Linked DNA regions of Homo sapiens: all the other regions are linked to region 3. A link is a contact called in ENCODE Hi-C or POLR2A ChIA-PET data. All regions are on one chromosome and are shown on one strand. Each heading gives the region's core, a stretch centred on a gene start or an enhancer-like site at or near the end of the contact. The rest is flanking DNA. Distances are from core to core; before and after follow the strand shown. Region 1 overlaps MLXIPL (MLX interacting protein like). Region 2 holds the start of TBL2 (transducin beta like 2). Region 3 holds the start of EIF4H (eukaryotic translation initiation factor 4H).

What was found. A loop is a pair of places that touch in the nucleus more often than their neighbours do. ChIA-PET counts read pairs that join two places held with the same protein, here RNA polymerase II (POLR2A). Pooled maps may share reads with other maps.
Region 1: a loop to region 3 is called in a map of gastrocnemius medialis, with 8 times the contacts of the local background. The contact joins the enhancer-like site here to the promoter of EIF4H in region 3. A Hi-C loop is called at or near these places in 1 of 168 maps with a recorded cell type or tissue (gastrocnemius medialis) and 1 of 50 pooled maps. POLR2A ChIA-PET finds 5 or more read pairs at or near these places in 1 of 52 experiments (CD4-positive, alpha-beta T cell).
Region 2: a map of sigmoid colon shows a loop between it and region 3 (18-fold over the local background). The contact joins the promoter of TBL2 here to the promoter of EIF4H in region 3. A Hi-C loop is called at or near these places in 2 of 168 maps with a recorded cell type or tissue (naive thymus-derived CD4-positive, alpha-beta T cell and sigmoid colon), 2 of 37 single-sample maps with no recorded cell type and 12 of 50 pooled maps. POLR2A ChIA-PET finds 5 or more read pairs at or near these places in 4 of 52 experiments (A673, PC-3, RWPE1 and 1 more).

Annotation. Positions count from the first base shown.
Region 1 is chr7:73,609,595-73,613,733 of GRCh38, reverse strand. All of the region lies in intron 2 of MLXIPL (MLX interacting protein like), which reads left to right. Among named protein-coding and RNA genes, the nearest start is that of MLXIPL, 13 kb to the left of the region's middle. Within about 2 kb of position 2,438, at least 2 of the 41 ENCODE cell types and tissues checked have a DNase peak (open chromatin) inside an H3K27ac peak, as active enhancers do; they include gastrocnemius medialis, where a contact is called at or near this core.
Region 2 is chr7:73,576,995-73,581,419 of GRCh38, reverse strand. It overlaps TBL2 (transducin beta like 2), which reads left to right and starts at 2,841. Exons shown (of 7, transcript NM_012453.4): 1 at 2,841-3,000. The coding sequence starts at 2,871. RefSeq lists an enhancer at 2,190-2,259 and a silencer at 2,590-3,229.
Region 3 is chr7:74,172,385-74,176,446 of GRCh38, reverse strand. It overlaps EIF4H (eukaryotic translation initiation factor 4H), which reads right to left and starts at 2,091. Exons shown (of 7, transcript NM_022170.2): 1 at 2,005-2,091. The coding sequence starts at 2,063. RefSeq lists enhancers at 1,026-1,538, 1,539-2,052, 2,034-2,328 and a silencer at 1,831-2,340.

The DNA of each region.
Region 1 (4,139 bases), core at 1,189-3,688, 560 kb after region 3:
GTGAGGTTTCAGTCCAGCCCTAGCATGTCCTAACTGTGTGGGCTTGGGAAATTCTCTAGCCTCCCGGAGTCGAAGCTTGCTATTTGTGAAAATGGGAATGACAGGTCCTATTTGTTTTTTCTTGGTTTTCTTTTTTTTGAAACAGTCTTGCTCTGTCACCCATGCTGAAGTGCAATGGCACGATCTCGGCTCACTGCAACCTTCACCTCCCAGTTCAAGCAATTATTGTGCCTCAGCCTCCCAAGTAACTGGGACTACAGGCGCATGCCACCATGCCTGGCTAATTTTTGTATTTTTAGTAGAGACGGGGTTTCACCATGTTGCCCAGGCTGGTCTTGAACTCCTGGCCACAAGTGATCTGCCCACCTCGGCCTCCCAAAGTGCTGGGATTACAGGCATGAGCCACCGCGCCCGGCCAATAGGTCCTATTTCTGAGGTTCACTGAGTTTTCAGTGAGATCATCTGTATCTCACTGTCATAGTCATAGCAGCACGTGACACACATACAACAAATGTCAAGACCCCTCCTCCTCCCTAAACGCCAAAGGTTTGAAGGTGGGCTTCACGGGAGTGGGGAGGAGAAGGGCTTACTTGGCTTGACGCCACTAATGTCGGGCCTTAGGGCTCAAGCAGGAAGGGCTCTGCCACCCCCTGCAGGCTCCTATCCTCTAAGATTCTTCCTTTCCTGATCCAACAGTCATACTCCCACACTCTGAAATCGTCTTGGTGTCCTGGGAGCTCCCTGGCACTTTGCACCGCTCCTGGGGCAAGAAGGACTTTCCACTTTGCATTGTCTCGGGTTGTTTGTTTACTTTCCTTATCTCTCCCGCTAAGCTGTGGGCACCCTGCCTGATTCATCCATGTGTCCTGTCCCAGTATCTGTCTCAGCATAGGTGCAAAGGGTTCCGCGGCTGAGTGAAGGGAAGAACTTATCAGTGTTAAACAAAGCCTGCCCCAGCCCCCAGGAAGCCACATGGTTACAGCCTTTCCATGAGAAACAGTCCAGAGGATGGGGTCTCTGGGCTGGGGAGGGGGGCTTCACTTGGCCCTGACTTTCTGAGAGCCCTGGACAAACTTTTTTTTTTTTTTTTTGAGATGGGGGTCTCACTCTGTTGCTCAGGCTGGAGTGCAATGGTGTGCTCTCGACTCACTGCAGCCTCCTCCTCCGGGGTTCAAGCGATTCTCCTGCCTCACCCTCCTGAGTAGCTGGGACTACAGGTGCGCACCACCACGCCCGGCTAATTTTTTGTATTTTCGGTAGAGACAGGGTTTCTCCATGTTGGTCAGGCTGGTCTCGAACTCCCGACCTCAGGTGATCCGCCCACCTCGGCCTCCCAAAGTGCTGGGATTACAGGCGTGAGCCACCGCGCCTGGCCTAACAAACTTAATTTTATTCTATTTTTTGAGACAGGGTCTCACTTCATCACCCAGGCTGGAGTGCAGTGGAGCCAACATAGCTCACTGCGGCCTCCAATTCCTGGGCTCAAGCAATTCCCCCACCTCGGCCTCCCTAGTAGCTGGGACTACAGGCATGCGCCCCCACACCCAGCTATTTTTTATTTTTAATTTTTTGTAGGGGCAGGGTCTCACTAGGTTGCTCAGGCTGGTCTCAAACTCCTGGCCTCAAGCAATCCTCTCAGTTCAGCCTCCCAAAATGTTGGGGCTACAGGCGTGAGCCACCACACCGTACCAGGACAAACTTCATCTTTGCTGGTGTTCATTTCCTCATCTGGAAAGCCAGGGGCAGACACACTTTGAGACCCTCCTTCCTTATCTAGCCCCCTGGGAGTCTATGCACCCAAGGACCCAGCCCTTTGTTTTCTGTCCAATCTGGGCTCAGAAACCAGGACAAAACCCCTCCTTCAATCCTATCAGTGTCCATTTTGGAGAATGCTTTATTTTATTTTATTTTTTTTTTTTTGAGACAGTCTCACTCTGTCACCCAGGCTGGGGTGCAGTGGTGTAATCTCAGCTCACTGCAACCTCTGCCTCCCGGGTTCAAGCAATTCTCATGCCTCAGCCTCCCAAGTAGCTGGGATTACAGGCATGCGCCACCACGCCTGGCTAATTTCTGTATTTTTAGTAGAGATGGGGTCTCACTATGTTGCCCATGCTGGTCTTGAATTCCTAGATTCAAGTGATACGCCGGCCTTAGCCTCCCAAAGTGCTGAGATTACAGGCGTGAGCCACCGTGCCCAGCAGATTTTGGAGAATGTTCTTTAGGACAGAACTTTGTAAATGATGCTAAAAAGCCCTAGTAAATTTCATGTTCCAGTGGTCCCCCTTCCTCTGTGTCCTCGTTTGTCCCAGAGGAAGTTGGCTGGGGCAGGAAGGGTCAGCAGTTGTTCTCTTTGTCAGAGCAGCCAGGAAAAGTCTCAGGTTGCCTCTAAGTAGACCAGCTGTGTGTCAAGCTCTGTGCCAAAGGCAGGAGCTGCTTTTACTCCCTGCAGCAAGGCGAGCATGTAAAGACCTGACAGGCCAGGGTGGAGGGGAGGTGGGCAGCGCTGTGGGCTTTGGCAGGCAGGAAGGCTTCCTGGAGGAGGCGCTATCCTGAATTGTGGGCAGAGGAGGGAAGGTAAGAGGGGCTTCCCTGTTAGAATAAGACCAGAAGGGCCGGATGTGGTGGTTCACGCCTGTAATCCCAGCACTTTAGGAGGCCGAGGCGAGCAGATCACTTGAGGTCAGGAGTTCGAGACCAGCCTTGCCAACATGGAGAAACCCTGTCTCTACTAAAAATACAAAAATTAGTGGGGCGTGGTGGCGCTCACCTGTAATCCCAGCTACTAGGCAGGCTGAGGCAGGAGAATTGTTCGAACCCAGAAGGCAAAGGTTGTGGTGAGCCAAGATCAGGCCACTGCACTCCAGCCTGGGTGACAGAGTGAGACTTCATCTTAAAAAAAAAAGGAAAAGAAAAGGTGGGCTGTGTGGCTTCAAGGTGAGGTGTATAAAGGAGACAGGGAGGCCGGGCACAGTGACTCATGCCTGTAATTCCAGCATTTTGGGAGGCCGAGGGAGGTGGATCGCCTGAGCTCAGGAGTTCGAGACCAGCCTGGGCAACATGGCGAAACCCTGTCTCTACCAAAAATACAAAAAACCAGCTGGGCATGGTAGCACATGCCTATAGTCCCAGCTACTCGGGAGGCTAAGGTGGGAGGATCGCTTGAGCCTGGGAGGTGCAGGCTGCAGTGAGCCAAGGCCGTAGCACTGTACCACTGCTCTCCAACTTGGGTGACAAGAGTGAGACCCTGTCTCAAAAAAAGGAGATGAGATGCTGAGAGAAGCAAGTGGTGGCCCAGTCATGGAGGAGGGGGACGGGTTTGGAAGCCAAGCCAAGGAGTGTGGACTTTGTCCCAGAGGTAGTAGGGAGCCATGGAGGGTTCCAGACCTGAACTGCACTTTAGAAAGAATTGTCCTGGCTGCAACTGGAAGATGAGCTCCGAGTGTGACACTGGAGTCAGGGAGGTCCCTGTGAGAAATGACACCAGGCCAAGGGGTGACACAGTGAGAGAGGATGGAGGGGAGGGGACAGCGGGAGAAATGTCACAGATCCTATGAGATTGAGATTTTTTTCTCAATTAGACCCGGAATATAACAGTCAGACCTGGAATGCTGGGAGTCAGTGGGGTTTTTGTGGCAAGTTTTGGGACATCCTAGGGAGGGTCCCCAGGCAGCTGGATATGAGGCTAGAGCAGGAAAGGGCCAGAGTGAGAGAGGCTGCAGGGTGGGCATTGCAAAGGAGTCAGTGAAAAGTGGTCAGGGGCTGGGAGCGGTGGCTCACGCCTGCAATCCCAGCACTTTGGGAGGCTGAGGCAGTCAGATCGCTTGAGCCCAGGAGTTTGACAACAGCCTGGGCAACATGGTGAAACCATGTTGAATTTTTTTTAAAAATTCACAGATTAGCTGGGTGCAGTGGTATACACCTGTAGTCCCAGCTACTCTGGAGGCTAAGGTAGGAGGATCACTTGCACCCAGGAGGCGGAGATCGAAGTACCCAAGATCCCTGCCACTGCACTCCAGCCTGGGCAACAGATTGAGACCTTGTCTCAAACACACACACACACACTCCATCCTGGGCAACAGATTGAGTCCTTGTCTCAAACACACACACACCAGCCTGGGCAACAGATTCAGTCCTTGTTT
Region 2 (4,425 bases), core at 1,592-4,091, 600 kb after region 3:
TAGTAGAGACAGGGTTTCACCATGTTAGCCAGGCTGGTCTCGAACTCCTGACCTCAGGTGGTCCGCCTGCCTCAGCCTCCCAAAGTGCTAGGATTACAGGCATGAGCCACCGTGCCCAGCCTTAACTTTTTTTTTTTTTTTTTTGAAACGGAGTCTCACCCTCACCCAGGCTGCAGTGCAGTGATGCAATCACGGCTCACTGCAAAACCACCTCCCGGGTCCAAGTGATCCTTCTGCCTCAGCCTCCCAAGTAGCTGGGACCACAGGCATGTGCCACCACGCTCGTCTAATTTTTGTAGTTTTTGGTAGAGACGGGGTTTCACTATGTTGCTCAGGCTGGGCTCAAGCTCCTGGGCTAAAATCTGGGCCTCCCAAAGTGGTGGGATTACAGGTGTGAGCAATCACACCCAGCCTATTTATTTATTTTATAGAGATGGGGTCTTGCTATGTTGCCCAGACTGGTCTTGAACTGCTAGGCTCAAGCAATCTTCCCACCTTGGCCTCCCAAAGTGTTGGGGATCACAGGCTTTAGCCACTGTGCCTGGCGGCTGTAATTATTTTAAAAGAAGTTTTCTTCTTTCTTTCTTTTTTTATTTATTTTATATTTATTTTTGAGATGGAGTCTCACTCTTATCACCCAAGCCGGAGTGCAGTGGAGCAATCTTGGCTCACTGCAACCTCTGCCTCCCAGGTTCAAGTGATTCTCCTGCCTCAGCCTCCCGAGTAGCTGGGATTAGAGGCGTGGGACACCACGCCCAGCTAATTTTTGTACTTTTGGTAGAGACGGGGTTTCGCCATGTTGGCCAGAGACGGGGTTTCACCATGTTGGCCAGGCTGGTCTCGAAGTCCTGACCTCAGGTGATCCTCCCGCCTCGGCCTCCCAAAGTGCTGGGATTACAGGCATGGGCCACCGCACCCGGCCTTAAAAGAAGTTTTCTGGCCGGGCGCGGTGGCTCAAGCCTGTAATCCCCCAAGCACTTTGGGAGGCCGAGGCGGGCAGATCATGAGGTCAGGAGATCGAGACCATCCTGGCTAACACGGTGAAATCCCGTCTCTACTAAAAATATTTTTAAAAAATTAGCCGGGCGTGGTGGCGGGCGCCTGTAATCCCAGCTACTCGGGAGGCTGAGGCAGGAGAATGGCATAAACCCAGGAGGCGGAGGTTGCAGTGAGCCGAGATCGCGCCACTGCGCTCCAACCTGGGCAATAGAGCAAGACTCTGTCTCAAAAAAAAAAATAAGTTTTCTATGAAAAAATTTCCTGGTCTGGGCCAGTCGCGGTGGCTCACACCTGTAATCCCAGCACTTTGAGAGGCTGAGGCGGGCGGATCACGAGGTCAGGAGTTCAAGACCAGCCTGACCAATATAGCGAAACCCCGTCTCTACTAAAAAATACAAAAAATTAGCGGGGCATGCTAGCGGGCACCCGTAATCCCAGCTACTCGGGAGGCTGAGGCAAGCGAATCGCTTGAACCCGGGAGGCAGAGGTTGCAGTGAGCAGAGATGGCGCCATTGCACTCCAGCCTGGGCGACAGTGCAACGAGACTCCATCTCAAAAAATAAAAAATAAAAATAATCTCCCAGCTCGGCATGGTGGCTCACGCCTGTAATCCCAGCACTTTGGGAGGCCGAAGCAGGTGGATCACCTGAGGTCAGGAGTTCGAGACCAGCCTGGCCAACATGGCAAAACCCCCGTCTCTATAAAAAACACAAAAAGTAGCAGGGCATGGTGGCACGCGCCTGTAATCCCAGCTACTCTGGAGGCTGAGGCAGGAGAATCTCTTGCACCCGGGAGACGGAGGTTGCAGTGAGCCGAGACGCGTCACTGCACTCCAACCTGGGCAACCGTCTCAAAAGTAAATACATAAATAAATAAATAAAATAAGTTTTCTATTAAAAATTCTCCCTTTTAACTTTCGACTTGCCAGGCCAGCCCCAAATCCAGGCCCTCGTCACCTCCCTCTCGGATCCTTGAAGCCACTGCCGGTTTTCTGATTTTGGTCTTTTCACACAAAGGTCCATCCAGGGAATCCTCAGACACAGCTTTTGCCCCACCTCTCCCTGTAATGAGCAGCTTGTTGGATGGAGCCAGCGCTCAACGTCCCCCAGACCTTTCCGCCCCTCTAGCCATTTCCCACATCCCAGCTTCTCAGGTCTTTGCGGAGGCTGTTCCACTCCACGCGCCTGGCCTACTCTTCCTTAAAAGCCCATCTGAACTTTCGCTGATGCTGAGTTTCCTATCCGTTAAATGGTAATAATAATCCCCGCCCCGCTTCCTTGAAAGGATCCAGTGTGGTGATGGCTGGAATAATGCCTTTAATAAACAATTATCAGTGAGTTCTTCAGGAGGAGGCGTGAGCAGTGATCGCAAATCCCGCCTTCCTCCGCCCTCCGCAGCCCTGCAATCTCAACCGCCAGGCGACCCGCCCCTCGAAACGCACCAAGGGTCGAGCCCTGCCCCTCGAGATGTTCTACTTCCAGGCCCCGCCCCTCGAGACACTCTACCTCCGGGTTCTGCCCCTCGAGACGCTCTAACAACCCAGCCCCGCCCCTCGAGACGCGCTAACTCCAGACTCTGCCTCTCGAGGCGCTCTAATAACTAGGCTCGGCGGGTGGAGATGCTCTAACTCCAGGCCCCGCCCCTCGAGCGCCACAACAGCCGGGCCCCACCCCTTGAGGTGCTTTAACGGCCAGGCCCCGCCCTGAAGGCGTTGTAACAACCAGGCTCCGCCCCCAGGCGCTCTAACGGCCAGGCCCAGCCGCTTGAGGCTCCCCAACGGCCAGGCCGCGCCCCCGCGTGCGTGCGCGGCCCGGCAGAGCCGTGCGGGCGCCCGCGTACTCACTAGCTGAGGTGGCAGTGGTTCCACCAACATGGAGCTCTCGCAGATGTCGGAGCTCATGGGGCTGTCGGTGTTGCTTGGGCTGCTGGCCCTGATGGCGACGGCGGCGGTAGCGCGGGGGTGGCTGCGCGCGGGGGAGGAGAGGAGCGGCCGGCCCGCCTGTAAGTGGGGCCGGGTCGGGTGGGGGCGGCCCGCGGTGTCCCGGCTCCCGGCCTCCTCGTGGTCCGACCTGCGGTTTGGGCCCGCGGCTGGTGGGGCCCGGCGACTCCATGGGCCTCAGTTTCTCCTCTGGTAACGTGAGCTTCGCTTCCAGAGACGGGGACCCGCCTTGCCGGGTTAGGCGCACCTCCTGGGGCGGGACTGGCTCCAACCTGGGCCCCTTACTGCGGCTTTCTCTGTGGCCGAGGCCAGGCCGTCCCCGGGGTGGCCAGGAGAGCACCGTAAACTCTTCAGCCTGCTCCGTGGCCGCGATCTCGGAAAAAGCACCAATTCTGTGATGTGCAGCAGCATTTACTGGGCATCTATGACCCTGTGATAGGCTTTGGGGTCTTTTTCTGTAAGGAGTCCAGTAAAGGAGAAGTACATCTGTATTATGAACACCTAAATATGTAAGTGAAAAACACGGTGAAATAAGTTTCACTGAGGCCAGGCGAAGTGGCTCACGCCTGTATTCCCAGCACTTTGGGAGGCCGAGGCAGGGAGATCGCTTGAGCCCAGGAGTTTGGGACCAGCCTGAGCAACATAGCAAGACCCCATCTCTACGCAAAATTAGCTGGGTGTGGTTGTGCACGCCCCTGTAGTCCCAGCTCCATGGGAGGCCGAGGCAGGAGGGTGTCGTGAGTCCAGGAATTCAAGGCTGCAGTGAGTTGTGATAGATCGCGCCACTGTACTTCAGCCTGGGTGACGGCAAGAGCCTGTCTCTGAAAAGTTTCATAGAAGAGGTTAGTACTAGAAATGGGAAACACCAGAGAGTCAGTGGGCAGCCCTGCTCTTTTTATTTATTTTTCAGACAGAGTTTCGCTCTTCTTGCCCAGGCTGGAGTGCAGTGGCACAATCTTGGCTCGTTGCAACTTCCGCCTGCCAGGTTCAAGCGATTCTTCTGCCTCTGCCTCCCGAGTAGCTGGGACTACAGGCACACACCACCACGCCTGGCTAATTTTTGTATATTTAGTAGACGGGGTTTCGCCACGTTGGTCAGGCTGGTCTCGAACGCCTGATCTCAGGTGATCCACTCGTCCTGGCCTCCAAAAGTGCTGAGATTACAGGCGTGAACCACTGTGCCCGGCCAGCCCTGCATTTTTTTTTTTTTTTTTTTTGCAGGGGGACGGAGTTTTGCTCTGTCGCCCAATCTGGAGTCTAGTGGCGGGATCTCGGCTCACTGCAAGCTCCGCCTCTGGGTTCACGCCATTCTCCTGCCTCAGCCTCCTGAGTAGCTGGGACTACAGGCGTCCGACACCACACCCGGCTAATTTTTTGTATTTTTTGAGTAGAGACGGGGTTTCACTGTGTTAGCCAGGATGGTCTCAATCTCCTAACCTCTTGTGATCCACCTGCCTCGGCCTCCCAAAGTGCTGGGATTACAGGCG
Region 3 (4,062 bases), core at 842-3,341:
AAAGCAGTGACATTTGTTCATGTGGACATAATTAAAATAATTGAGGCCGGGCGCGGTGGCTAATGCCTGTAATCCCAGCACTTTGGGAGGCTGAGGCAGGAGAATCGCTTAAACCCGGGAGGTGGAGGTTGCAGTGAGCCGAGATCACACCATTGCACTCCAGCTTGGGCAACAAGAGTGAAACTCCATCTCAAAAAAAAAAAAAAAGAATACACATGTATAAATGAATATGTAAATTCACCAACAAGTTTTTAAAACTACTTCTGAAAGTAGCAATACTTTATGTAGTTTCACATTAATATGAAGCCAAATAGAAAATTCCAAGTAAGTGAGACATAGAAGATGCTTAACAGTAAAGAGACTTTCTATTAGGAAGTTCAAGTGATGCACAGTGCTACCTAGGAAACTCTCCTATCAGTTTTTGGAGTACACCTGGGGCAAATGGCTAATATTTTCATCTGCTGTGGAGATTTGAAATTAATAGCATCTTAATAGAATTTTACTTCTGATTGTTCCTGGCACCCCCAAATGTCAAAATTTGACACCAGAAGAGCTGGCAAATGTGTCTGAAGGAAATTTTTTTAAATCCCCACACTCAGTTTAATAAGGTCACCTTATTGTAGTCCCAATGCAACTAAAACTTAAATTGACCACGCTGTTTAAGAAGAATTTTTCTGGGTACTTCTGTGAACGTTTTTTGGAACTAGGAAAAAAAAAAAAACCCTAGTTATTAAATTTCGAAATGACTTGAGAACAAATTTGATGTTTAGAAACCTAACCCAAAGGCGATAATTTCATGTCATCCAACATTTACTTCTTTTTTTATTAGCAAATAAAATGTTCTTTGGAATGACAATAGCTCCACCTACACCGGCACACTTCCACGTTACAGTATCATGAACATTAGCTACACTCCTGCCCCGAAACAAGCTTTTGTCTGAGCCGTTCCCAAACCAAGGTATTAAAAGTGATCATTCTTTACCAAACAAAGATACTTTTGGACTGCAACCCAGGAGACTGAACACCTCAGTGTGTATTATTGTGGTGTTATCCTGGGAAAGTAATCCTTTCTGCAAGAAAACACAAAGCCCAAGTGTGTCCTTGACAAACAGCAAGATGTTCATAGCCTATATTCTAACGAGGCAACTTGTATTTAAAAAATAAAATAAAAAAAAGTGCAGAGTCCTGGAATTAAACACCATGAGCTCTCTATTCAAAGATGTTTCTTTTAAGCAAAGTGTTTCAATTATACATAGTTGTCTGCATTTGACAACAATCAGGACGACGCTAAATGCGGTTCCTTCTCCAGATCAGAGCGAGAAACCAAGGAGAAATGAAATTGTGCCAAAGAGCACGTAGCACCTGTCAAGGCACTGTGACCCAAGAAAGATTAATACAAAGAAGCTACGATGGATTTATCTCCTTGGTCTCCCCCCGCCCGCAAGGAGTCGTACCATCCCCGGGCCAGAGCCGCCAAATCCCTGCCTCACACGTAAGGGGAAGGGAATCGCCCCTCTTGGCTGCCGACCTTCCCCAGTCGGCCGGCCTCGTGGCGAAGGGGCCAGGGGCCTGCAAGGCGGGCAGGCAACAGAGGGCCGCGAAAGAGGCCGGGACCGGAGCGGGGCAGGCCGTGTGGCCCGTACCCCAGCGCCACAGCTCAGCCCCGCACTGGTCCTACCGTAGGGGGGATGGGGCTGGAAGCGGGCGCTCGTCTCCGGGCATCGGCGCCGCCGCGGCCAAGGCAGGGCAAAAACCAACACGTTGTCGTTGGCGGGAGGCAGTGGAAGGGATCCGCCCCGCAAGCAAGACCCCGGGAGCCCAGCCGCCGCCGCCCCGTCTCCGAGCGCGCCATTTCCAGGCCCCGGCCCTCCAGGCGCCGCTCCTAGGCCTCCGCGGGCCCCCGCCTCCCGCCGCCCCGGCTGAGCGCAGGACGGCCGCCACCCTGACGGCCCCGACTCCGCCGGTCCCGCAGCCCCCGACGGGGCCCGCGCACGCCCGCCTCACCCTCTGCCGCCGCCGAAGCTGCTGTAGGCCCGATCGTCGTAGGTGTCGAAGTCCGCCATTTGCCGTCTCCGCTCCGAGAGGAACCAGGGTGAGCGAGGAAGGACCCCGCAATATAACTCCCCCCGCCCCGCCGCCGGGGCTGTCCGCCGCGCCGCCTGATCGCAAATCCCTTGGACGCAGGCACGCGCACGCGCGCGCGCGCACGCACGCACGGACGCTGGCCGCGCAGCGCCCGGCCCTGGGCCCACCGGCAGCTGCCTGCCCCGTGCGCTCTGCAGCCCACGTGGTGCGGCGGCGTCCCAGCTGGACGCCTGCCCGGCCTACGCGGCCCATTATGTGCTGGCCCTGGGGTGCGCCCGTGGCTGCCTCCTATCCCCGCCGCACCACGCCCGTGCGCGCCGGCCTTTCCGTCCGTCGGCGGGAGGTGACCTGGAGAGCTGGGGGGAACTCCCTCTCCAGTTCGCCTGGGACGCTGCCTTTCGGCCTCCATACATGGCGGGGACCTCGGAGGCCTGTCCCGCTTGGACCCCCAAGTGGTCCCCGGGTGACACCCAAGTAAAGGCCACCTCCTTCTCCAGGCAGGAGCTGGCCACACGATGAGGATGCCCCGGAAGGGGGTGCGAGGCGGTGGGATGCAGACACGAATCCTGCCTTCCAGGGCTTACTCGCTGCCTGGGTATTGGGGGGTTTTGAGAGGAGAGAGTATAGGTGATCGGTGACTTAGCAAGAGAGACTGCACATCTCGGTTTTTTGCAGAAGTCGTTGCCTTGGAAAAAGAATTGGATACTGTTGTGGATTCCATCATCTAGCAATAACAAAACATGGTTATGCAGTGGGAATTAATTACACGGGTAAATTTCCAGGTTTGTGATTGAGATGGTAGTAATTGTGGATGCCACGATGTTGACAAACCTTAATTATCTAAGCACACTTTGAAAGAACCTCATAGAATTTTGTTGTGATGTGTACCTAGGTATCTTCCGCTTAACCATTACTTTTTATTATGTATTTATTGGTTCGTTGTTGAGACAGGGTCTCGCTCTGTCGCCCAGGCTGGACTGCGGTGGAACAGTGGTAGCTCACGGCAGCCTTGACCTCTTGGGCTCATGCCATCCTGCCGCCTTAGCCTCTGGAGTAGCTAGGACTATAGGCGGGCAGTACCTCGCCTAATTTGCATTTTTTTTTTTTTTTTTTTGAGATGGAGAATCAGGTTGGAGTGCAGTGGCGCAATCTCATCTCACTGCAACCTCCACCTCCTCGGTTCAAGCAATTCTCCTGCCTCTGTCTCCCGAGTAACTGGGGTGACAGACGTGCACCACCACACCCAGTTAATTTTTGTATTTTTAGTAGAGACAGCGTTTCACCATGTTGCCCAGGCTGGTCTTGAACTGAGATCCACCCGCCTTGGCCTCCCAAAGTGCTGGGATTACAGGCATGAGCCACCGTGCCTGGCTCTAATTTGCTTTGTAAAACATTTATTTGTAGAGACAGAGTCTCACTATGTTGCCCAGGTTTGTCTCGATCTACTGGCTTTTAAGTAGTCCTCCTGCCTCTGCCTCCTAAAGTGCTGGAATTACAAGCATGAGCCACTGTGCCCTGCCAACTTTTATATTTGAGTATCTTCTCCTTCATAGCAGTGTTAAGATGGACAGAGCATTATCAATTCATGAGTTAATAGTGTTGAACTCACTTATTCATTTTTCTGTGCCTTTTTCTTCCCAAGTAATAAAACACTTTGCTGCCTGATAGACCTAGATTGAACCTAGGCTCAGTTAACGTCTTACTGGCTGAGTGACCTCGAGGACGTTGCTTAACCGCTTTAACATGCCTGTTTTCTCATCTATATAATAATGTCACCTACCTCTTCAGTGTTGTAAAGATTCAAATTAGTAAATATGTAAAATTCCTGGCACACAATATATATTGGGGACCTACCAAGGTGTCTGGCACCATTATGGGTGCTTTACCTGTAGATAATAATTTCCAAACCTGTTTAACAGCTGTGGAACCACCCAGAGAGAAAGAGACTTGCCCAAGGTCACCTAGTTTTGACCTTAG